Linked DNA regions of Mus musculus: all the other regions are linked to region 2. Evidence: chromatin loops called from intact Hi-C (ENCODE). Cell type or tissue: left cerebral cortex. All regions are shown on one strand.

What was found. A loop is a pair of places that touch in the nucleus more often than their neighbours do. Peaks named below come from ENCODE experiments on the same cell type or tissue, not always from the same donor. Only the 100,000 strongest peaks of a DNase experiment are listed, where the experiment ranks them.
Region 1: a loop joins it to region 2, with 2.6 times the contacts of the local background. A loop is called at or near these places in 7 of 42 quality-filtered maps.
Region 3: it touches region 2 in a loop (2.9-fold over the local background); 16 of 42 quality-filtered maps call a loop at or near these places.

Annotation. Positions count from the first base shown.
Region 1 is chr4:124,381,161-124,389,160 of GRCm38, forward strand. No RefSeq gene overlaps it. Among named protein-coding and RNA genes, the nearest start is that of Gm52719, 32 kb to the left of the region's middle. In left cerebral cortex, a CTCF peak has its summit at 1,167 (motif pointing left); DNase peaks (open chromatin) are centred at 4,165 and 6,620.
Region 2 is chr4:124,225,559-124,233,558 of GRCm38, forward strand. No RefSeq gene overlaps it. Among named protein-coding and RNA genes, the nearest start is that of Gm40242, 43 kb to the right of the region's middle. In left cerebral cortex, a CTCF peak has its summit at 3,155 (motif pointing right); DNase peaks (open chromatin) are centred at 1,863, 2,752, 3,171 and 5,332.
Region 3 is chr4:124,652,669-124,660,668 of GRCm38, forward strand. It overlaps Pou3f1 (POU domain, class 3, transcription factor 1), which reads left to right and starts at 4,978. Exons shown (of 1, transcript NM_011141.2): 1 at 4,978-7,987. The coding sequence starts at 5,039. The coding sequence ends at 6,388. Gm2164 (predicted gene 2164) reads right to left here and starts at 4,819. Exons shown (of 11, transcript NR_168006.1): 1 at 4,172-4,819. In left cerebral cortex, a CTCF peak has its summit at 4,011; DNase peaks (open chromatin) are centred at 3,684, 4,094, 4,762, 5,233 and 4 more places; H3K4me3 peaks cover 4,145 bases; H3K27ac peaks cover 1,060 bases.

The DNA.
Region 1 (8,000 bases), 160 kb after region 2:
TGTTCCAGGTTGCCTGGTACACCTGTGTTAGTTAGATGGCTTTTCTCTGTTGTCATTGTTTTTCTTCCTTTGTTTGTTTCTGTTTTGTTTTGTTTTGTTTTGTTTTGTTTTGTTTTGTTTTGTTTTGTTTTGTTTTGTTTTGTTTTGTTACTGTGACCAAGTAGGGAAACAATGTAAGAAAATAAAGAGTTGTTTCAGCTCGGGGGTTCCCTTGACCTGTTGCTTTAGACTTGAAGCAAGGTGAGCATCACTGCTGCAGCGGCATGGGTAGAGGGGGTTGATCATTTCACGGTCTCCAAGAAAGAAGCAGGAGGAACAGAAGTGAAGAGGGCCTAGGGCAAGGCACTTCTTTTCAGGGCATGCCCCCATACATCCTTCAACTAGGCTCCGCCTTCTACTTGCCCTCACTTCCAGTGACAGCACCATTGCATAAAGCCACTGCCCTGTTCCTCTATGGACGAAGGCAGAGCTCTTAGGATCCAATAACTTCTCCCTGCCCAGACCACCAGCTGGGGACCAAGCTGTCAATTAATGAGGGGAACACATTACATACAAAGCATACCAACGGTCCTGGTTCAGGATTATTGTTCCAGCAAGTTGAATAGCCCCTCAACCTGTAGCTACAAGGACGAGCTCAGAGATCTCATGTTATGATTCCCCCTCCAGCGCCCCCCCCAGTCCCCACGCTGACTCCTGTGTCCCTCACTCCCCCTTCCACTCTCCACCCCGAATGGAAGAGGCGCCTCCTAACTTTGCATGTGTCTCTGCCAATGTTGCTGCTCATTCCCTTCCTTTCTTAGCCACACCTATTCCTTCCATGGTTCCAGACACACCATTACACCTTCAAATTAATGGATTATATGAACAACTGGGGTTCTGGGTTCACATTCTAAACACATCAAGGGTGAGTTTTGAGGCAGCTTGCTTTTCCTTCTTGTATCTAAAGATAAAGATTTAGGTAGGACTTTAACGCTTATACTTCACAGAGTGTCACAAAAGAACAGAAGACAGTACCAATCAAGAGTTTGTTTCAGGGACAGGGAACATGGCTCAATGGTTAAAAGGGCGAACAGTTCTTGGACCAGAGTTCAGTTCCCAGCATCATTGTCAGGTGGCCCACAACCATCTGAAATTCCAGCTCCAGGGGAGTCTGACGCCCTCTGCTGGCCTCCTCAGGCACCTGCCCAGGTATGGCATGTATGTACCCACGTGTGTGTGTGTGTGTGTGTGTGTGTGTGTGTGTGTGTGTGTGCACGTGTGCACACACACACCTTTTAAAAACTTTCTTTTTTTTTAAAGATTTGCTTCAAGGTCAAGGAAGCATGAAGGAGAAGAGGGATCTTAAACTAAAAACAATGATGGGACACAAATGCCTGATGTTGGGGGCGGATGAGAGTGTTGGCGGTTCACTTGGGAGAAGGTTACCATCAGAATAGCAGGCTGCTCCAGGACCAGTTGGTCGCAACCCTAGGCAGAGAGCCAGGGGTCTGGAGTAGATGATCTCAAATCACTTCTGTTTCTTTTTGTCAATGAACGAAATAGGGGCTTTCATTCTGACACTTTCATACGTATACATTATTGTACTTTATCCATATTGCCCTTTCCTCCTCTTCCTTACTGGTCCCCTCGACCCCACAAACTCACACATATATAATATATATGTTTGTCTGTATATGTACATATGTGTGTAGCAAATGCCACTGCTTCTATATATTAATGTGTCCACATATTCACTCAAACATGCCTGGTTTCAGGCCCCAGTTCACTTACTTGCTTGGCAAAGCACTGCCTTGGCTTCCTCATCTGCAGAATGGGAGACATAATAGTACCTGGTTTTGGAGAGGTTGTTGGGAAATTAAACAAGAATGTGCAAACATAAACTCCTGTTCATTCCCTGTGTATGCAATAAAATGCTGTCATCTTATTCCTGTTTACAACGTAGCAGGCACTGACTGAGAATAGATGTGGGAGCCAGGGTGTGGCCAGGGTCATGGTGGGCAGGAAGCAAAGACTGTGCATAAGTTTGTAGCTGAACTGAGTCACTTCCTCCGAGAGGGGAGAGGAAGGAAAGAGACTCAGGAAGTAGAGGAAGCTTGTAAGGCTTCAGAAGTAAGGGCAGCTCATAAGGCTCCGGCAATAAAGGAAAGTCACAAGTCTCAGAATGTCCTTAAAACTTACAAGAACCAGGAAGCCATTCTTCCTTGCTATGAAACAGTAATTGATTGAATGGAATAAGGAGAGCAGACTCGGGTCAACTGCCTGCAAGTTGGGCAGGGTGATCCAGCGGGTACAAGTTTTTGAGTTGTCATCCGGGCTGGGTGGGTTTTTACAGTGAGATAGCTGTCTGTGAGTCACCTATGCTCCTATAGATAGTTCTTCACCTACACCTCTATAAGTAATTCAATAAATGTATGGCACACACATGCACACACATTTTTTTAAAAGTAAACATTTTTTTTAAAGATTTAGTTCAAGGTCATGGAATCATGAAGAAAAGGGATCTATCTCACTAAGCTGTACTTGGGTGGTATACTTTGGGTTTCTTCGGCCTGTTGTTGGTACTGTCTCTGTAGTGAGTAAACCTTTGATCGCCAGCTCTGAAGGAAAAGAATCACAACAGTACACTGGCATCAGTCAGCTTTAAATCAGTGAAAGGGTAGAGATACAAAGGTGAGCAGCCATGAAGATATGGAGGGGGTTACTTTCACCCCTGGTGACATCTCTAACCCTAGTTTCCAGTTCCCTGGGATGTGGCCAAGTTGGTTTCTGTGGGACCTCAAAGCCATTACAGTACCCACTCCTGACCCCCAACTGAGCTGTCATCTTTATAACTTGTGTTTCTAAGAAATGCAGAAATGACAGAAAGTGCCTTGGTGTAGGGAGCCCCAGGGAAGGCAAAATGGAGTATTCCCTGTACGTGCTGGGGGTTAGAGAGTAGCTGCCTGCAGCCTGCACAAAGCTTGGGCCTATAGATTTACCAGCCAGTCTTCTGTAGGATCGAGAGCAGCATCAGAGGGTGGATGCTGGAAAATAAGAAAGAGGTGAGTGTGTCAGAAATCTGGTCCATGAGAGAGAGGGAAAGCCTCAGGGCTGGAGAGTAAGGAACAGCCAGGTCTCCCCACTCCAGATGGCTGGCTGAGGATACAGGGCCATTGCAGAGAAGCATCACTCAGGCTCTGCCACACAGGGATGACAAGGTCAGGGAAGATGAGCAGCTGGCTAATGAAGAAAATGCCTGCATCTCCCTGGAAGCATCGACTGCAGACAAAGGGTGCCAGAGAGGATGAGCCCGGGGCTAGAGCAGAGTAGGTCCACTGCAGATGGACAGCAGAAACTGATGGGATTATCCTAGACCAACCGTAAGGCATGCTGTGAGTGGCCAGTTTGGTGAGGTGCCTTGCCCGGGTCTGGAGACATTATGGTGCCCCACAAGACCACGCGGAGCAAGAAGAGATCAAAGATCTCAGAAGAAAGCACTGTGGACGTGAAGCTAGAACACATAATGTAGGTCAAGTTAGGAGGTCAATGTAGAGGGGGAAAGAAAAGGCATAGAAGTTCAAAGTCAGGGATGATTATCGTGGCCTTTTCTCAGTAGTAATGGGGGCGCAACCACAATGCTCTACAACAAGGGACTAGTTAATGACAAATCACACTCCATGAGCAGGACCCCGGAACTTAAGAAAGCTTTATCCTTTTTTTTCTTCTGACAAGCTCTCACTATGTGTCCCTGACTCTGCTCTGGAACTCAGTATGAAAAGCAGGCTGTCCTCAAAACTCTCAACCATCCTCCTGCCTCTGCCTCCCAAGGGCTGCAATTAAAGTCAGACAGGCATGAGGCCACCATGCCCAAGTTGGAGTGGTAGCTTTGAGTAGCCAGCCCCGCAAAGGCACCTGTGCATTTATAGACTGAGGAGCTCGGGAGAGCAGAGCCGTTAGCCGAACTGTGTGTACAACACAATCCTATTTATGTAGAGAGGCAGTAAATTTCTCTTTAAAGCTACAGCAAGTCTGCCTTTTGTAAGACAGCACTCAGGGGGAGCAGCTCTTGCTGGAAGATGTTCTTAGGGGGGAGGACTCCTGTCAATAGAGTTCAGGAGGGTACAGCCCGAAGAAAGCAGAGCTGAGTGGGAGGTACCGGCAGAGACTTTTAGCAGCTGTTGGGAGTGAGACATGGGGAAGAACAGACATGTGTCTCCAGACACAGCAAGAAGCCATGCGCCAACCACCTATTTAAGGAAACCAACAATAAAGATTTACATTTTTTCTTTATGCTTCCGGAGTCCCACTCTGGTTATTTTGAATGAGTGTGGAACAGAAACCCGCCTTGAAGGCTGCTATGATATATTTGGGTCACATCCAAATTGTGTGAGTGTTAAAAACAAAAAGGGAAAGGATATCTAACCATCTGTCAACAGCGGTTCTCTCTGGAGGATGAAATGTCAGGTGTCAAGGGTCAAGGGGCATTAACTTTCTCTGCGTTATTTTTAACTTAATCATACGTTAATAGAATAAACAATACAGAGACCACGAGAGGGGAAGGAAAATCTACGAAAATCAGACAAAGTGCACAGTAAGTAAATACACGTTGGCTGCCAGCAGAGTCAGTAAACAGTAATTGAATGACAAATTAAATAAAACTAGTAACAAAGACTGGAATAATGAAAAACCAACACAATGTGAGACCTCCCACCTCTGCCCCACCCCTGCAGGGCCACACAGTCCTGCTTGAGAGCAAAAAAGAGCCTTAAATCAGAAAGCATTGGCTCCTAGACTGTGGTTCTTCTAGCAAGGAGTGCTGGGAGGGGAGCCATAGAGCAGAATGGAGGGCAGGAGATGGGGGGTAGGAGGCAGGTCAGAACCAGATGTGTGACCCTGGCTACTGATTCTCACACACACTCCTCTCCTCCTCTCACTCCCTTCTCTTTCTGTCATTCATCCTCTCTCTTCTTCTCAGACCTCCACTTCCTTTGCTTGCTCAGCACACACACACACACACACACACACACACACACACACACACACACACACACACACACACGCAAGCATGCACGCACCACACGGGCACACTTCCTCTTAAGGATGGGTATCAGTGATGGGGTGAAGGATGCCAAGAAACCAGAAGAAATCTATCTCTCCTTAGCTCCTAATCTAGAAGGGGGGACTCCCACAAAGAGCTCAGATCTGTGGAACAAAGAAGGTGCCACACATCAAGTGGTCCCTGAGCAAAGTGGAAGTTAATACCCTTCACTAGTCAGAGCTCCTTGCCCAAAGGAGAATTCATGTGATAGGGGACATGCATGCCACTGCACTTGTGCACTGAAAAAGGCAATTTCAGGAGTCAGCCCTTCCAATCCAACTTGTTTGTGAGGGAAGTCTGTCTTGTCACGGTGTTGTGTATTCCAGGGTAGCTGGTGGATGAGAAAGCTTCCAGATAATTCTTCTGTCCCCCCCATTTCACTGTGGGAATGCTGGGATTGCCAGTGCAGAACGCTATCTAGAATAACAGCAACAATAAATAAAGTGTGGTCAACTTGACATAGGCTAGAGTCATCTGTGAGGAGGGAGCCCCAGTTGAAAATGCTTCCATAAGATACGGCTGTAGGCAAGCCTGCAGAACCTTTTCTTAATTAGTGATTGATGTGGAAAAGGGCCCAGCCTGTTGTGGGTGGGGACACCCCTAGGATGGTGGTCCTGGGCTCTATATGGAAGGGAGCAGAGCCACCCAGTAAGCAGTACCTTCTGTGGCCTCTGCATCAGCTCCTGTCTCCAGGTTTCAGCCCTGCTTGAGTTCCTGTCCTGACTTCCTTCAGCAACAGACTATGATGTGAAAGTACAAACCAATTACACCCTTTCCGCCCCAACTTGCTTTTGGTCATAGTGTTTCATCACATCAATAGCAACCTGAATTAGGACATGCAGTGACTAGAACATCTCTCTGGATTTTGTTTTGTATTTTATACTCCAAGTCTTGAGTGGCATGTTATGTGATATTAGCTAACTGATATGGTATGTGTGGTAGTTTGAACATGCTTGACCCAGGGAGTGGCACTATTTGGAGGTATGGCCTTCTTGGAGTACCCTGTGATCCCTGACAGTCACCACTGCTATTGCCACAGTCATGGAGTTCTTTGGCTTTTACCTGATATCACACAGCTTCTGTCAACATCCGTGGTACTCTTGGTAGACGACTGCCAAGTCTGCAAGCAGAGGGTCTTGGTCATTCAGAGTGATTGCTGTGAGCCCATCCTAGCACCATGTATTCTAACTCCACAAAGCCTTAGTCAGTGAAGGATTTCACTCAAGACTCAGTGGAGGGCAAAAGAGCGCTTTCCCTCCCACACCCAACAAGATCCCTCCCGTGCTGCTGCCACCCCAGAAACCTTTCCTCCTTGGAGTTGATTGCTTTCCCCCCTGCAAAATGCCAAATGGAAACAGCTAATGGATTAAGGTTTTATTTGGGATTGTGGCTTCAGAGGATCCATCCGTGATTGCTTGGCTCCCTGCACTTGGCCAGAACATCCCAGCAGAGAAAGCATATGGTAGACTGCCATTCATGGCCAATGTGAGGAAGTGAACGACAGGCAGAGACCAGAGATGTGAGCCTGTGAGGGCTGTCTCACATTCAAACCATAACATTTATGTAACCTCCCCAGCTTCTTCAACTTCCAGCTGCCTTGTGACATCCCATCTCTACTTGGGCTCTGCAGTATGGCTGCCAGCCAGCTCAGATCTGCATGCATCTTGACTCCAGGCCTTTCTATAACTCTTCATTGCACAGGTCTATCTCAGTTTTTCTAAGCCAACACACACACACACACACACACACACACTTATCCTTCAGCACAACAAACAAGGACCCTTCGTCGGCCCCACTCTTCTTAGAAGTTAAGGGAGAGATTTAAAAAAACATTTCCACAGCACAATTTATATCCGTCATAATGATTTAAAGTAGAGAGCTAGCATGGTGGTACAAGCCAACATTTAGGAGGCTGGAGGAAGAGGACTGGGAGTTTGGACTACACAGTAATCATCTGTCTCAACAAAATGAAACAGACCTAAGATGTAAGCAGTGTGCTTCCTAGGCAGAAGGAAGAGACAAATATTCCCGAGGAAGAGACACAGTAAGATCAGGAACGATGCCACTCACCCCTGAAGAGAGAACAGGCTTTACAAAGGCTATAGACACGAGAGCCTGCCATATGCAAATGCAGATGTGAGAGGAAAGACCCTCCTGAGCAGAGGTGAAGGGATGAGCTGAGGGGAGGTGGGTAAAGGATGAGCAGGTAAAGTGTCTGCCATGAACACAGGAGGATCTGAGTTTGCAGACCAGTAGCCACATAAAAGCCAGGCTCGTGGGCATATGTCTATGTCACCAGTGTTGGGGGTATAGGAGTAGAGACAGGCAGATCCATATAGCTCCAAGTTCAGTAGAAAACTGGTTTCCAAATATAATGTGGAGAGTGATTGGAGAAGACATTCAATATAGACTTCTGGCCTCCACACCATGCTTACACACAAGCATGAGCATCTATATAAACCTATAAATACACTCACACACACATACACACACAAACACAGATGGGTCATGGGTACAATCTCAAAGGCTATAGGGGGACAATGGAATTTGGAGACTGAATTGCCCATTGGAGCCATAGTGAAATGCTGCCTGTCTCTGAGTACCGAGCACATCCTTAAATTCACACATGAAATATCAAAGCACAAGGGCTTGTAACCAAAGGAAACACCCACTAATCTTAGTTTTCGCCAGGAACACCCTAACTGACATTTTAATTAACAAGCTGTTCTCCCCCCCACTCCGTTTTTAATATAAGGACTTCTTGTTGCTTTAAATCTAAAATTAATTAAGTGAGAGTTCTCCTCTGGAGGGGAGTATACGGCTCACACTAAATGGACTGCAGTGATAAGGTGAGATATACAGCCGGGAGTGTGAGGGGCGGATGCTGAAAGATCCCACACCTCTGCAGTGGAGAACCAAACCA
Region 2 (8,000 bases):
TGCCTTGTCACGTGATCCCAGTCCAGCAAAATATATTCCAAGCCTGACATTATCCCTGTAATGAGGCTGCGATTATCACCTCGCTTACCTCACGGGGTTAATGTGGGAATCACAGACATAATGAGATCTAAGCCACTCCATAATATGATCTTAATAATGGTGTAATGGGTGCTGTAGCTATTATGCACCAGAGTTACCGTGCGCTGAGTGTTATGGCAATCTCCTCACCTAGGAATCGAACAGTACGGGTTCCATTGTACAGATGAGGAAGCTGAGGCCTGTGCAGGTGAGGCGACTTGAGACACGTTACACACCCTGTGAACCGCAGAGCCAAGCCCATCCCAGCTCCAGTGTGGACTGTCTCATTTACCTCAAGCTGCTGCCTCACACAGTGAAGTCCTGCATAAACACAGGCTCGCCACTTTCCCTCCGTCATAGACACACAGGCATGGTGATTTCATTGTTCGCGTGTGGCTGCAGAGTGCATCGCTATCTGTTGCCATTCTCTCAAAGCCTGTGAGAGTTTCATCAGGGCCAAGACCACTGACAGGGGAGAGGACAGCCTTTTCAACAAATGGCTTGGCTCTTTTGGCTTACATAGTCGCATGGGAAAGGACAAGAGTGGGGGCCGATGAGATGGCTCATTGAATAAAGGTGCTTGCGGCCAAGCTTTGGGACTTGATTTAGTTTGATTCCCAGGATTCACACAGCAGAAGGAGAGAACCAGTTCTTGAAAGTTGTCCTCTGACATCCACATATGTACCATGGCATATGTACATGTAACCCCCCACACACACACACACACAATAAATACATGTAATTTTAAATAAAATAAGATAAAAATCCTTCTAAAAAGATGGATCCTAACTTTATGTCACATATAAAGATTAATTTTAAATGAGTAACAACAACAACAACAAAACCCTAAGCTTAAAAGTTCCAACTGTAAGATGGCAGAAAGCAAAATAATGTTCATGACACCAGATTTGGGTCTGACTCCAGAAGTGCCACATCCAAGGACAGATGAGACTAATTGGACTCCACCAGAATTCAAAACTTTTGTGCAGCAAAGAACATTAGAGAGTGACTCAGAATCTATGGTACAGCACTTAAGGCTCTGAGGCAGGAGGATCTCAGGTTCCAGGACTGCCTCGAAATTAAGAAAAGAATAAAACAGATCTAGGGATATAGTTTGGTGGTAGATTATGGATTAGTATTTAGAATAACTCAGTAACAATAAAACAGCCTACTACAACCAAAGACATTTCCCCACAGGAGATAAAGATATGGTCAAAAAGTATAAGACATAAGGTATCAGTTGTCGTTAAGGAGATGAGAATTAAAACCACACAGAAATGTTATGTCACACCTGCTAGGTAGGCAAATATTTTAAAAAAATTAAAATTTGGGGGTCTGCAAGATGGCTCAGCAGGTGAGATCACTTGCTGTCAAGTCTGACAACCTGAAATTGATTCCTGGAACTCACACCATGGATAAAGAGAGCTAACTCGGACACATTGTTCTCTGCCCTCCACATGTACAACACGCCACACATACACTTTAATCTCCTTCCACCTACATAAACAAATGTTAATTTTTTTAATTTTTAAAAAGGAAATTAGCAAGCATTGACAGCAGAGATGTGGAGAAATTGGAGCCCCAGCGCATGCCGTATGAAACAGTCCAGCCGCTGCGGAAAGCAGTATGGCGATTAAACAAAGAATTACTGTAAGTTCAGCAGTTTCTTGGCTAGGTACACACTGAAAAGAACTGAAAGTAGGGCACACACAGACACCTCCACACCCATGTGACAGTGGCGGTACGCGTAACACACACAGAGTGTCCATCAAGTGGATAACTGAAGAGAAGAAGAAATTAGCACAAGATGCAACACCCTTCAGCTTGAAAAAAACGGCATTCTGATGCACGAAGACGACTCTGGAAAGCATTTCTCTGCTCGAAGGATCTGTACAGTGCACTGAGAGTCTACTTACAGGGGCTGCGTAGAATGGGAGACTTCAGATAGGAAGTAGAAGGCAGCTCACCAAGAGCTGAGATGAGAGAAGAAATCTTTGTAGAAATTGGTGGTGGTGGTAGTGGTAGTGGTGGTCTTTGAGCAGCTTTGGGAGGATACACTGAATGCCGCTGAATTACACACACAAAAATTCACATTAAAATGATTAGAATGGTAAAATGTATGCATCTTTTATCACAACTGAGGAAACATTTTTTTTCTGCATGTAAGAAATCTTACCTTAGGTCTCATTAATTTAAAATTTTTTATTAAAATAGCTTTATTATATTTTCTCCCTCTTAAAATAACATTTAATTGGATGCTATAGTTAGTAATTATGTGATAACTACCAATGTGTTTCTATTAATGCCACATTAATGTATCGATATAACATAGTTTCCCAATGAAGGAAAAATTAAAAATGTGGATCAACCAAAAACAAAGTTAGAATACTCATTTTCATAGAGATACCACTTGACCGACCTCCGCGCCCATCTTTCCAGGTCACTTCCCACGTTACGTCTTCCCAACCCCCACCCCCACCCCCAGTTTGGTTCATTTTTATACTCTTCTATTATTTCACAGGACCCTGAGTGGTCACTTTCTTCCTGGTGGGTTCTCACCGACTACGTCAGACTTTAGTCTTTCCCATCTAGTGGGGGAAGGGGACACTTTCTAAAACCAACTGAAGTGACAAAACACTGCGAAGAAGCCAAGAAATGTGTGAGCGGAATGCTCAGATTCACGCTGAGACCATTTGGAAGTCGGGCTGGAACGAACAACTTTAAATAATACACTGTGCCCAGAAGTCTCTGAAGACGTGTGGCCAAAGCAGTGATGGCTTAGTCCACACGCAGCACAGAAGAACATGACATTTTTTTAGCTTCTATTAATCTTTTGTTCTAGCCTCTTAGTTGGATTGTAGGGCAAGGACAAGTAGGGGTCGGGGGTAGGATTCCTGATGAGCAAATTGCTTATCTGTGGAAACCAGAGTCTTGTGTCTTCCCAAGCTCCTCTTTTAGCTTCGCCTTTACCTTTTGGGTCCCACAGAGGGGCTCTACATGCGAATGATCCAAGGAATTTCTGTTCTAGGGTGTCCTTTTTCATGATTAAACACCATACGCTCGGCAGGGGGCGCTCTGCGTGTACTTGAGCGGGCTAAGTCGAGGTAGGCGTAGGAGGTTCCCCTTCAGGGAGCTTCGCCCTCTGTGCTCTGTCTGGTTGTGCAGGAGGAGACCAACGTTGCTGGAGCTTTCCGATCTCGCTTGTAGGGTCAGGAGAAGGGCCGAAGGGAGCCGGTTTCTAGGGCCAGGGCTGCTAAGTTGCTGATTTGGCATCACCCAATATTCTCCCGAGGGCCGTCTGTCTCACTTCTCAAATATAGCTTCAATAATGCAGACCTTCTATTTTGATGACTTGAGGTTTTCTTAAGTACATCCAATAATTTCCATTTCCTCTTGGCTCTTTGGCTCTATTCCACGAAGCTTCATCTACCTGTGACCTGGAGCCACGGTGCCTACTCTAACTGGCTTCCTTTTGTATCCAATGCTTCTCCTTAAATATCACCCCGTGTGGTGTGGGCTATGCCAAGGCTGCTCTGCGCTATGGGAGACAACGTTTTGTTTTGTATAATTTCGTCCCCTGGGGAACATTCCAGATGGCCCTCAAGCTCACCCTGATCCTCTCAGTAGTTCCGCTCCATATTTAAAGCTATTATAATGCTTTCTCCAAATAGTTCTTAAAGATCCATTAATCAATTCACTCATTCAACAAATATTTATAAAGCACTTATATTCCAGGGCCCTGTTAAGCATGGGGCGTATTTATGAATGAAAAAGAAAATACTCATCCCTGAGTTCAACTAAAGTGAAGATTAAAATAGGCAGGTTCTCTGCTTTCTATATGTTCTTACTAGCAATGGTTTCTAGACCGTTGAAGGTAGAGGAACAGGGCCTGGGACCAAGGGGGCAGGCGATGGGAACCCCTCTCTATTCATACGAAGCTGTGGTCTTCCTATCTCCAGGCGTGGCTTCTCCCCTCTTGTCAAGTGTGCTTTGCATTCTTTCTGTGCTCCCCCACCCCACCCCAATTCCCCTGACTTCAGTTGCCCCCCGTTTCTGTAAATCCTCAACCTGTTTCTCAGGATGGAATTTTCCCCAAGCTCCAGTGCCCCCAACACCTGTTGGATGCATGCCCACCTGACGACATCCACTTGAGTATGGAAACATTATTCTTCAAAACCTGCTACCTCCGTCAATCTGCTGTCCCAAATGAATACCTGCAGCGCCAGCAGCCATCCCAGTAACTTTCCATTACTGCAGGTGTTCCCCATGCCCCTGTCTCAGAAGTTGACTCTTTTGTGGCAGGGTCTTCCTCTAAGCCAGACTATAATCCACATTCACCATGCAACCAAGGCTAGTGTTGCTCCTATCCTGGGTGCTAGGACTACAGGCGTGTACCGTTTTCTGAAATGTCTGACTGATAGAAGTTGATCCATTTTTTTGAGTGTTTTGCCTCTTCTCTGGGTGTTCATCACTACCTGCTCACCCTTATACTGGCTGGTGGCTTTCCAGCTGTGTTTATTGCATCCTTTCAGGGGCTTCCAAAGTTGGCATGGAAAATGAACATTGAACAGGCTGGGCTGTGGGCTGGTTTCCTGTCCCATTCAGTCAGAGCCTCCGTTTGTCTGTTTTTCTCACTATCTGATGAGTGCCCAGTGTCTGACGATTTTTATCTTAAATCCTTAGCATGTCTCTCCTTGAGCCTTGGGGGCCTCTCCTCTGGCCCACCTCATCTGATGGATTTTCACCACCTTCTTGGCTTCGGTGCTGAGGAGGGGTTATCCACACGGGTGTGCTTCCTGATAAATAGAAACACTGAAGTGCAGTAAAACGATTTGAATATAAGCGTGTGGGTGTGGTGTGGTGAGCATGTAACCTTGAAACCACTCTGATGCTTAAAATCCAGGCCAACCTTCCCCCCACCCGCTTTGGTCTTTGAGCATTTCCCATGACCAACAAGCGATAGCACAAAGCATCCCCACTCTTACCCACCGCTGAAGCTTTGTTGCCCTCTGCAAGTAGGAACTCAATGAATTCTGCTTGGAACTCTTTTGAGAGACACCTCCTGGGATGGCTGACTAGATCTTGTAGTGACCATGTCTCCACTGACATTCCAGCAGCAGCAGCAGCTCTAGTTTTGGGCCACATCCACGCAACACCCACCCAGCACACAGCCAGCACATCTACCCAGCATACAGCTACCACACCTTCCCAGCACACCCACCCAGCACATCCACCCAGGACACCCACCCAGCACACAGCTAGCATCTTTACTCAGCACACCTACCTAGTACACACCTAGTACCCTAGTCCAGAACACCCACCCAGTCCATAGCCAGCTAACCCAGCTTCTGGTGTTCACTGCTATGTTCCCCACCCCCATCCACTTGCCTTTCTGCATCTTGAACTCCAGATAATTTTTTCCTTATTTGAATGAATTTCCTTTTACTCAGTCACTGCTGCGCTTGTAGGTTCACTCAGTCTTTTCTCGCTGGAAACTGGGAACATTTAGTTACATATTCATGCAACAATTTTCCAGACTTATTGATTTTTTTTGTTTTGTTTCCCCTCCCCCTCTCTTACACATGTAGAGGTCAAAGGGCACCTTTTAGGAGTCAATTCCTGTCTTCTGCCTTGTTGAGTCAGGGTCTCTCTTGTTTCGGCCCTGCTGTGTACTCCGGGCTGACTGGCCAAAGAGCTGGGGGCCCTGACATTACAGATGCATACCAACATGTCAGGCATTTGTTTGGGTGTTTTGACCACATGTTTGTCTGTGCACCCCATGCCTGCAGTGTCCAAGGGGACCAGAAGAGGGTGATAAATCCCTTAAAGCTGGAGTTACAGATAATTATGAGTCACCATGGAGGTGGGAATTAAACCCTGGTCCTCTGGAAGACCAATTGGTGCTTCTAACCATAGGGTCACCAGTCTGTTCACTTGGGCTTTGAAGACTGAACTGAACTCAGATCACAGGGTTGGAGCAACAAGCACTTTTATTCCCTGAGCCACCTCGACAACCTTTATTTTCCTTTTAATGAGCCATTCTTGTCCATACCTTGCCCTGATCTATTTCAGTTAGAAAGTTTTCCAACGTACAGGGAGGTCACAACAACAAGAGCAACATATTTCTTAGACCCTTCAGCTGTCTTCCATTGTTAACATTTTGCCTTATTTCTGCCTATTTGGCCACCTTCCCTCTTTCCATATGCACGTGCAGGCACGTGTGTGTGTGTGTGTGCGCGCGCACACACACACACACACACACACACATGCTCACACTGTTAATCATTTGACAGTGATTTTTAGACACCAATATCCTTTATCACTAAAGACTTCTACAAACAATCCCTTGGGTTTTGAATGTACATAATATTTTGGTCAAATTCTTGATATTTGACACTGATGAACATTCATCATCTAAAGAGAGCCTATATTCATATTTCCAACTCTCTGCACACCATTCTTTGTTGTTTCTGATCCAGGAGCCCTGATATCTTTATAGACTATGTCTAAATGCTTAGCATTTCCTCAAGCCCTTCCCAATCCTCTTCTTGCTGGGCCAATGCTATACCCAGCAGGGCCAATGGCTCCTGCTCAGTGTTGTGACAGGCTGGGCCGTGTTTGGTGGATGCAGCACAGAGGCAGCTGTTGGTATAGGGTCCTCAAGTCAGGATAAGTGTGGCCTATTAAATAATGTCATTGGTGCTCACCCTCAACCTCAGAATGTGGCTCACAGGAGCAAGGTCTTTACAGATATAATTTTAGGTCAAATTGAGGCCATCCTCGATTAGGGTGTGCCCCAAATCCAATGTCAACAACCCTTGGGTGTGTACTACATAATGATCACCTATGGTGGCTTCACTACTCAAGGTGCCCCAAAGGACTGAAGGATCTCTCTCCTGTATCCTTGGGAGAAACTAGACTTTCTGGAGAGGGGGCAGTGGGGAGGGGAGGGGAAGGGAGAGGGAGAGAGCTGCCCTGGAAATAGAATGGAAAGACACAGTCATGAGTTAAGGGACACCAAAGATTGCAGGACCCACTGGAAGTCAGGAGCCTAGTGAAGAACTCTTTCTGAGAGTCCTTAGGGCAGCATGGCCTGGCTGATGACTTCTTGACTTTAGACTCTGAGCTTCCAGAAAAGAGACACCAGCTTTCTGTTGCTTGCAGTCTTTTGTCTGGACATTCCTAGGAAAACAATACAGTGACTTCCCCCTTGACACCCGAATATACTTGCACCAGAAGGATCTTCCTGAAGGAGTTGAGCCACAAAACAAGTAGAAGAGGTGGCTGGCTGTGGAGGTACCTGGTGCCTACTTGGGCCTGGTAAACAGTCTGTAGTGCAGAGCACAGCCCTGGAGATCTGTGCTGTGTCCACAAGGCCGAGCGCAAAGGTTCCTGGTTGGTCTGGAGCCGTAGCCATCTTTCCACTGAGATCACAGTGGGAGATGCTCAACAGTAAAGAGGGACAGGGCCAGGACTCGTCTCTCTGGGGCCTGGCACCCTCAGGATGGGCTTTCTGGGTTGTCTCATTGGCATCCCTGTCCCCTGAGCTCACTGAGTGTGGGGAGTGTTTGCTGTGGCCTCAAGGGAGTTGGCTGGCGTTTTCAGTGAAGTCTAGAGTCTTGGGCCTGTGCCGGCCGGTACCGTTTGATGCTAGAAGAGATACTGCATCTAACCATCAGAGTGCTTTTTCTCTGCCAAGGCATGTTCTCACCCAGCCACTCTTCCTCCCTGATGCAAGAAAGGCATGCTTCACTCCTCAAGGTGCCCCCAAGGACTGAAGGACCCTCTCCTGTATCCTCAGGAGAAAACATTTTGGGGGTGGGGTCAGGAGTGGGGGTGGAGTGGGGGAAGAGCTGCCCTAGTCTTGGCTTATGGGGTTAGAGAAGAAGGTAGGGGGAGGGAGAGAATAGGCAAGTAGGAAT
Region 3 (8,000 bases), 430 kb after region 2:
TAGAATCTGCCCCCACACCACAAAGGTTTGCGTCTGCGGCTGAGTCTGCCCTCTGCCCTTCCAATCCTCCCCACTAATGGTTAGAAGAAAGCTCAAGGGGCTCAGGGACCTAAGGGGAAAGCAGCCAGATCCAGCTGCCACCAAGAGACACTAAACAGGACTGCATCCCTCCTCCCTGCCCCACCCCCGCCCCCACCCCCGCCCCAAACTTGTGCTCATGAGTCACCGCACAAGTTGCCCTATCAGGAACATGAAACTGAACTATAACAGTGTGTGCATCACTGCCAGGGTGCTGCCGGTGACAGCCTTAAGAGTGTAGCTGTGTTCACAAGGCAGCCTCGGTGGAGGTCTATGTCTGTGACCTCAGGTTTTGCAGACTGGAGCTTGCCTAGCTCTGACTCCTCCCTACAGAGCCCTCCCCACACCCACAACCCACCCCCCAACCGCCCTGCAGCTCAAAGGCCCCCCACAGCGAGGGCCCCATCTGCTGGAGGTTCAGTGACCTGTGTCAAATGAGCAGGCGCTCGGTCACACTCCAGAGCCTGGAGGAGGCTGGGCACTCTGGGAAAGCGGAGGAGCTCCTGCCTGGGGGCCAGCTGGGCAGGAGCCCCACGGGGAAGCCTGAGACTGGCAGCAGTCTAGCTGGGGAGCTGCCCTGTACGGGCAAGAAGAGGAGAAGGGGGGAGGGAAAAACAACTAAAAAGAAAGAACTTTCCTATGTCCTTGAGGCTAACATTGAGGAGAGAGCAAGTGGACCAGACTCTGGACAGAGCACAGTCTCTTCCAGCTTTCTGGCCCTTTGTTGAGAACTGGTGGTTCATTCAGGGAGTGGATAAGGGTGTCTATGAGATGGTAGAACTCTTTGTATCTGCTCAGGTGGGTAAGAGAGTTCATAGATACCAAAGTGTACCTATTTGTGTGACTAACACTATGTGCCACTCAGGAATCACTGTTATGCGGATGCTCATCGGACTGAGCACAGGGACGCCAATGGAGGAATTAGGGGAAGGACTGAAGGAGCTGAAGGGGCCTTAGCTGGCATCAATAGGAGGGGAGGCCCTTGGTCCTGTGAAGAAGTGATGCCCCAGTGTAGAGGAATGCTAGGGCAGTGAGGCGGGAGTAGGTGGATGGGTGGGAGAGCACTTTCATAGAAGCAGGGTAAGTGGGGTTTGCAGAGGGGAAACTGGGAAAGGGGATAACATTAGAAATGTAAATAAATAAAATATCCAACTTTTTTATAAAAAAAAAAAGAATCTGTGTTTGTTTGTGACCCCAGGGGCCCATATTTTAGTGTCAGACAAGGAAGACCCATTTCAGTCTGTGTGAGCTTTCTATATCTGACCCTGTTTAGACACATTGCTTTATTTACCATCAGGCATTGCTTTGTGTAACTGCATGTTTCCTCTACTCATGCAAGATTATGTCCCTGTGGCGAATTGGTATGCGTGTGTCCCTGTACTGACTTGCATGTCTGTATTTCTATGTTCAGTATATGTGAGAGTGAACATCTCCTGCCGTGTCCCCACCATTCCATGTGCACCAGCCAAGTAGCATGTTCACCCCATGGCTGTGCAGTATGTTTAGAAAGAGGACTTCTCCCTGAGATTGCGAAGGAGACGATCCTAGAGCCATGGTTCTCACCCTTCCTAATGCTGCGAGCCTTTGAATCCAGCTCCTCATGTTGTGGTGACCCCTCAATCATAAAATTATTCTTATTGCTACTTCATAACTGTAATGTTGCTACCGTTATAAACTGTAATGGAAATGTCTGTGTTTTCTGATGGTCTTAGATGACCTCTGTGAAAGGATCATTTGACTCCTAAAGGAGTTGTGACCCACAAGTTGAGAACCACTGTCCTGGAGAGATGAGCCATTCTGGTACAGGTATCTGCCAGGGTCCTATGACGGTCCTCAGTGCCCCATGCAATCTCCAAGAACAAGAAGGAAACAGATACCAACATCTTCTATGGGAAACTCAATTCCTAGGAAAAGTGGGACTCAACCCATCTCACTGTAGACTCTACAATGTAGAGGGTCTAAAATTTCCAATGCAAAGTTAAGAATTTTACCTTTCCTAGTTCATGCTGCTGCTGATCCCTGGGGCAGCATCTACTATGTACAGGAAGGACACTTAAATGACATTCTTCATCACATCCTCAGAGCAATCCTAAGATCCAGGCATCACTGTCTCCTCTGTAAGATGGAGAAACCTCAGCTCCGAGAAGCAAGTGATTCACACAGTCTGCTTGCCTATAGGGGCCTTAGGCTGGGGACCAAGATGCTGAGTAACAACCTAAGAGCTTAGGTACTGCTTTCCTGAGGGTAACTCTCCTCCGCTCAGCACGGACCAGGGAACACAGCTTCCAGGCAGTCCTGACCTGCTCACAAGCATGGCCAGAGATAAGACTGTAGGCCATCTTTACCCTGAAGGCCAAAACTGCCACTTCTTGCAAACTACAGCAATGGGGGTGGGGGGGAGCAGACCGGCATGAGTAAGACTAGCCCTGCTGCATCCTATGAGGATGATGTCATTAGCTCCTCCAGGAGTTAAGGCACAAGCCAAATGATGGACAGAACAGCACCATGCCTCACTGTTCTTTGAGTGGTAACCTCAAATCTGTACAGCGTAACCTGTCTGCTGCTGTCCAGACATTTCCCATCTTCCAGCAGGATCAGGGTAGATGTATAGACTCTCAGACTGTCAAACTTGGAAGAGGAAAAAAAGTAAATTGGTCCAAACCGCACAGCCCACTGAGGAAAGTTAGTTGCCCACCTAGCAAACTGCAACAACAGAAAAGCGCAAATAAAAGCCCTTTGTGTGGGGAGGGGGGCACTCCCTCTATCTCATACCATTCCCTGTTCACCTTAGGGAGACAGGGATACAATGTAAGCCATGGTCAGTCCCAATTTACAAAAAGGAAAACCAAATTTAGAGTACTTTAACTGAAAAACAAGAGGAAGTTCCAGTTTGAGCCCAATCTTCAGAGTAATACAGGCCTGGTTAGGACTGGCATGAGAGACTGAGAGACTTCCGCTGTAAGAATTCAAGCCTTGGTCCTACACTTAGGGCTGGGAGAAAGCTTAGCCAGGTTCATGGACCAAGAGAACTTGGGCTGCCTCAGGGTGACTGCTTCCTGGGCCAAGATCCAGGAAAACCCAGCATCCCTACCTGGGTTCAGATACAGGAACCCATCATAACTCCAGCAGGTAGAAAATGCCTGTTCAGGACTATGGCAAATAGTCAGACAACCCTGGCCTCTTCTTCCATTAGCAGGTGCTTAACTTGGGACATTCAGGGCTCAGAGGACAGGGTAACTCTTGTCACTGTCAACTCTGTCGCAGCCACTCTTAGATGATCTCCACAGCAGCTGCCTTTAGAGCCCTTGTCTGTCTCTGTCTCTCTCTCTCTCTCTCTCTCTCTCTCTCTCTCTCTCTCTCTCTCTCTCTCGTCTTCAAATACATAGGCTTCATTCTACAGTCCTGAGTAGATTCCTGTCCAGTGAGGTCCTAGCTAGGTCCCCAGCTCGGCACCCAGAAATCTTTGAATCACTTTGAAGCAGAAGAAGGTCTAGCAGTGTACAGAAGCCCAGCAGAGGAATAGGCAGAAGTACGGAGGCATGCAGACTGAGGAAGCACACACCAGCTCCAACTGAGGCCCCCTCCACTCAGGATCCTTAGGAGAGACACAAAACAAGGACAGGGATGAAGAAGTTGGCCGCATCCCACTGTCCACTTCTCCAACAAGGACACCTCGAACTCAATTCCCTATCAGACAAGTCCGAGTTGACTCCACGGGAGGCTAGACAGCTGCCAGCTGCCAGCTGCCAGCCTGCACATTGGATTTCCGAGGTGCCCAACTGTCCTTCCCTAAGTCAGTCCACAAATCCTATTCTGCAAGTTTCCGGGCGGCATAACCCCAGCACAACCAGCGCTGCCGACAGACCACCGGTTCCAGCTGGGAGGAAAACAACACGAAAAGGCTACAGCAGCGCAGGACAGGGCCCAGTGTCCATTCCCCACCCACTGGTGGCGCTTTCTCTGGAACCAGTCTCCACCCCGAGGTTCTCTCATTCCAGAACCCTGGAGCCCAACTGGTTCCTGGAGCTTGCATCTCCGCGTACAGGCTCAGCGGCTCACTGTCCTGGCTCAGCACTGCCCACGCGGTACTCACCTGGCCTCGGTGCCCAGGGAAAGGAAGGCGAGCCGGCGAGAGGCGTGAAGCCCAAGCCGATCCGAATCTGTCCGTGCCTGCTGCACTTTCAGGACTGCAGAGGTCCAGCTAGTTGTGGCGCTGAGTCTAGAGGGAGTAGAGGGAAAACCAAGACCTTGGGAGAACGCGATGCGACCTGGCAGCCGCAGGAGGCGAGGCCCCGGAGGTTAGCAGCCGCGCGGTACCGAGCCGGGAAGCCACGCAGCTTCGCTCTCGCTGCAGCCCAGACTCGCGGGATCCTGGCCCGCAGGCAGAGGCGCAGCGCAGGGAAGAGTGCGGGGCTGAGTCTCTGCTCGGAACCCGAGCGCCTCCCGGAGCCCGCAATCCCCCGCCCGCCCCAGTGGGATGCAGGCGGAAATTGAGCTTGTGTGGAACGTGGGGACCGACCGGGCTCCGAGTCTCCCGCGCTGCGGTGAGAGCGGGGCCCACGCAGCCGGGACCGGAGGGGGTGCGGTCCCAGTGCCACCCCCGCGCCACTCCCCACGTGGCGGCCGCGCCCCCGGGGCGTGAATGTGTACGCGGGCGGTGGTGGTGGGGGTCATGAATGAAGCCCCAGCGGCCAATCAGCACTGCCGGCGCGCGGGACCCCGGGAGCGAGACCCAATAGCGAGCTCCGGGTTGCAGGCCCCGGCGGCGGGCGGGCACGGGGGGAGGAGGCCGGGGCCGGGAGGCGGGAGGCGGCTCCGCGGGCAGCCAATGGGCGGCGGGCGGGGTGGGGCTCCGGAGCGCCCAGCGGGTCCGGGCTTTAAGCCGGCGGAGCGCGGCGGCGGGGCCCGCAGACGGAGCGAGGCGGCGGCGGCGGCGGGGCGGCGCAGGGCGCGGGGCGGCATGGCCACCACCGCGCAGTATCTGCCGCGGGGCCCCGGCGGCGGAGCTGGGGGCACAGGGCCGCTCATGCATCCCGATGCCGCCGCGGCGGCGGCAGCGGCGGCCGAGCGGCTGCACGCGGGGGCCGCGTACCGCGAAGTGCAGAAGCTGATGCACCACGAGTGGCTGGGCGCGGGCGCGGGCCACCCCGTGGGCCTAGCGCACCCTCAATGGCTACCCACGGGAGGAGGCGGCGGCGGCGACTGGGCGGGCGGCCCGCACCTGGAACACGGCAAGGCAGGCGGTGGCGGTACCGGCCGAGCTGACGACGGCGGCGGTGGCGGCGGTTTCCACGCCCGCCTGGTGCACCAAGGGGCGGCCCACGCGGGCGCGGCATGGGCACAAGGCGGCACAGCGCACCACTTGGGCCCCGCCATGTCGCCGTCGCCCGGGGCCGGCGGGGGTCACCAGCCCCAGCCGCTCGGGCTGTACGCTCAGGCGGCCTACCCCGGTGGCGGCGGCGGCGGCCTGGCCGGGATGCTGGCGGCGGGAGGCGGCGGCGCGGGACCCGGCCTGCACCACGCACTGCACGAGGACGGCCACGAGGCACAGCTGGAGCCGTCGCCACCACCGCACCTGGGCGCACACGGACACGCACACGGACATGCACACGCGGGCGGCCTGCACGCGGCGGCGGCGCACCTGCACCCGGGCGCGGGCGGTGGTGGCTCGTCGGTGGGCGAGCACTCGGACGAGGATGCTCCCAGCTCCGACGACCTGGAGCAGTTCGCCAAGCAGTTCAAGCAACGACGCATCAAGCTGGGCTTCACCCAGGCCGACGTGGGACTGGCGCTGGGCACCCTCTACGGTAACGTGTTCTCGCAGACCACCATCTGCCGTTTCGAGGCCCTGCAGCTGAGCTTCAAGAACATGTGCAAGCTCAAGCCGCTGCTCAACAAGTGGCTGGAGGAGACCGACTCGTCCAGCGGCAGCCCCACCAACCTGGACAAGATCGCGGCGCAGGGCCGCAAGCGCAAGAAGCGCACGTCCATCGAGGTGGGTGTCAAAGGCGCGCTCGAGAGCCACTTTCTCAAGTGTCCCAAGCCGTCTGCGCACGAGATCACCGGCCTGGCCGACAGCCTGCAACTGGAGAAGGAGGTGGTGCGTGTCTGGTTCTGCAACCGGCGGCAGAAGGAGAAGCGCATGACCCCCGCGGCCGGCGCGGGCCACCCGCCCATGGACGACGTTTATGCGCCTGGGGAGCTGGGGCCTGGCGGGGGCAGCGCGTCGCCACCTTCTGCGCCCCCGCCACCCCCGCCGGCCGCGCTGCACCACCACCACCACCACACACTGCCCGGCTCTGTGCAGTGACCCTGCGGACTGGGTTCCCCGCCGGCGCAGCGGTGCCTCCGGCGCGCAGTTAGCGCGCGCGGCCTGGACTCTTTTTGTTGTTTATTCGGTTTTGCTTTGGATTTTACAAAAAGGAAAAAAAAAAAAAAAAAAAAAAGCTCAGAAACTTTTAAACAAAACCAAACACCCGGGACCGACCCCTCTCTCCAGCGAGCGGCGAAAGGCGGCCGAGAGGCTGTGTCGCCCGAGTCCCGGGAGAGAGCAGCGGAAGATCCAGAATGCGCCAACTCACTCTGGGCGCCCTGTGCCCACTGCCTGCTCCCTATCCCCATCCCCTCGACGACCCCCGCCCCTGCCCCTGGGCTGTTCGGGGCCGGATCCCGGCAGCGGCCTCCCCACAGCGAAAGGTAACGCGGTGCGGGGTTAGGGATTCCCCGGGAGAATGGACGAAGAGAGGAGAGTCCCCAGCAGCTCTCCCGGGCGCGGACTCCCTGTAGCCTGCAGGTCACGGGTGGGGGCTGTCACTTTATTCTTTCCGCGCCTCTTCTCTCGCACCTGGACGCGCCCCACCCCCTCACCTTTTCTCCGGGCTTGGTTTTTTACGGTTTTTATTTATTCGTGGAGCCTCTCGGCTCCTGGGGTCCTTCTAACTCCGCCCGCGCCCTTAATTTAAATCGCTGTATGCTGTATTTATCGGGGCCCCAGAGGGGAGGCCGCGAGAGCCGCATCTGTGTATAAAAGCAGGAAATAGCCAAAGCTTTAATCTAGCCTAATTTATTTTCCCTTTCTCTTCCCCTCTCCTCCTTCAAGAACGCAAAACAAAAACAAAAAAAAAAAAACTAACAAAAAAATTTTTTTTGAGTGTTCATTTTTCGTTTCGTTTTACCCGAGCCCTCGGCTCGGTTCCTGGCCTAGCAGAGAGGGTCTGCGCTCCCACGCACACCCGGGTGGGAAGGGGCATCTCCACCCGCAAGACCGAGCACGCATCGCGGGCCACTGCTTCCCCGCCGGGCCTTGCCCCTCCTGGCCTTAACGAACGAAACTTGGAAAAGTTGGAACTATTTTTTAACTAGCTGTAGAAATAAACCCGTTCCCCCCAAGAACCTTGCGCCTGTTTCCCTACCGCTTCCCCCTGCTCTCTTTCCGGCCCCCGCGGGATGCGGGATGCTGGGGGAACCCTGGGGAGAAATTCTCCAAATTTGGGGTGAGGTGGGAACCATGTAAATATGTGAGATATGTACACACTGGCAGGGGGGGAAGAAACACTTTGTGCTTGGTTTTTATTTTTTGGTTTTCTGGGTTGTTCTCCCTCCCCATCCTAAAGGGTTTGTATGCCCGACTAAACCGAAAAAGATATTTTAATATGGTTTCCTAATTTCTGACCCATCTCTATTTATTTTCTGGATGTGTTTGGAGCTTCCCCCTTCACCATTTCTTCATCTGTTTGTTAAGGTTTCAGCTTAAATTTTGTTTTTATTTTTTATTATTTTCAGAACAATGTTTTGGTCCATTCTCTTTGTATCTTTATTGCAAAAAATAATAATAATGTAGACTGGGAAGTTCCCTTTATATTTATGTTATAGTAAATATTTTATTACTCACATAAACATGTACCCCAGGGCTGTGTCCTGTT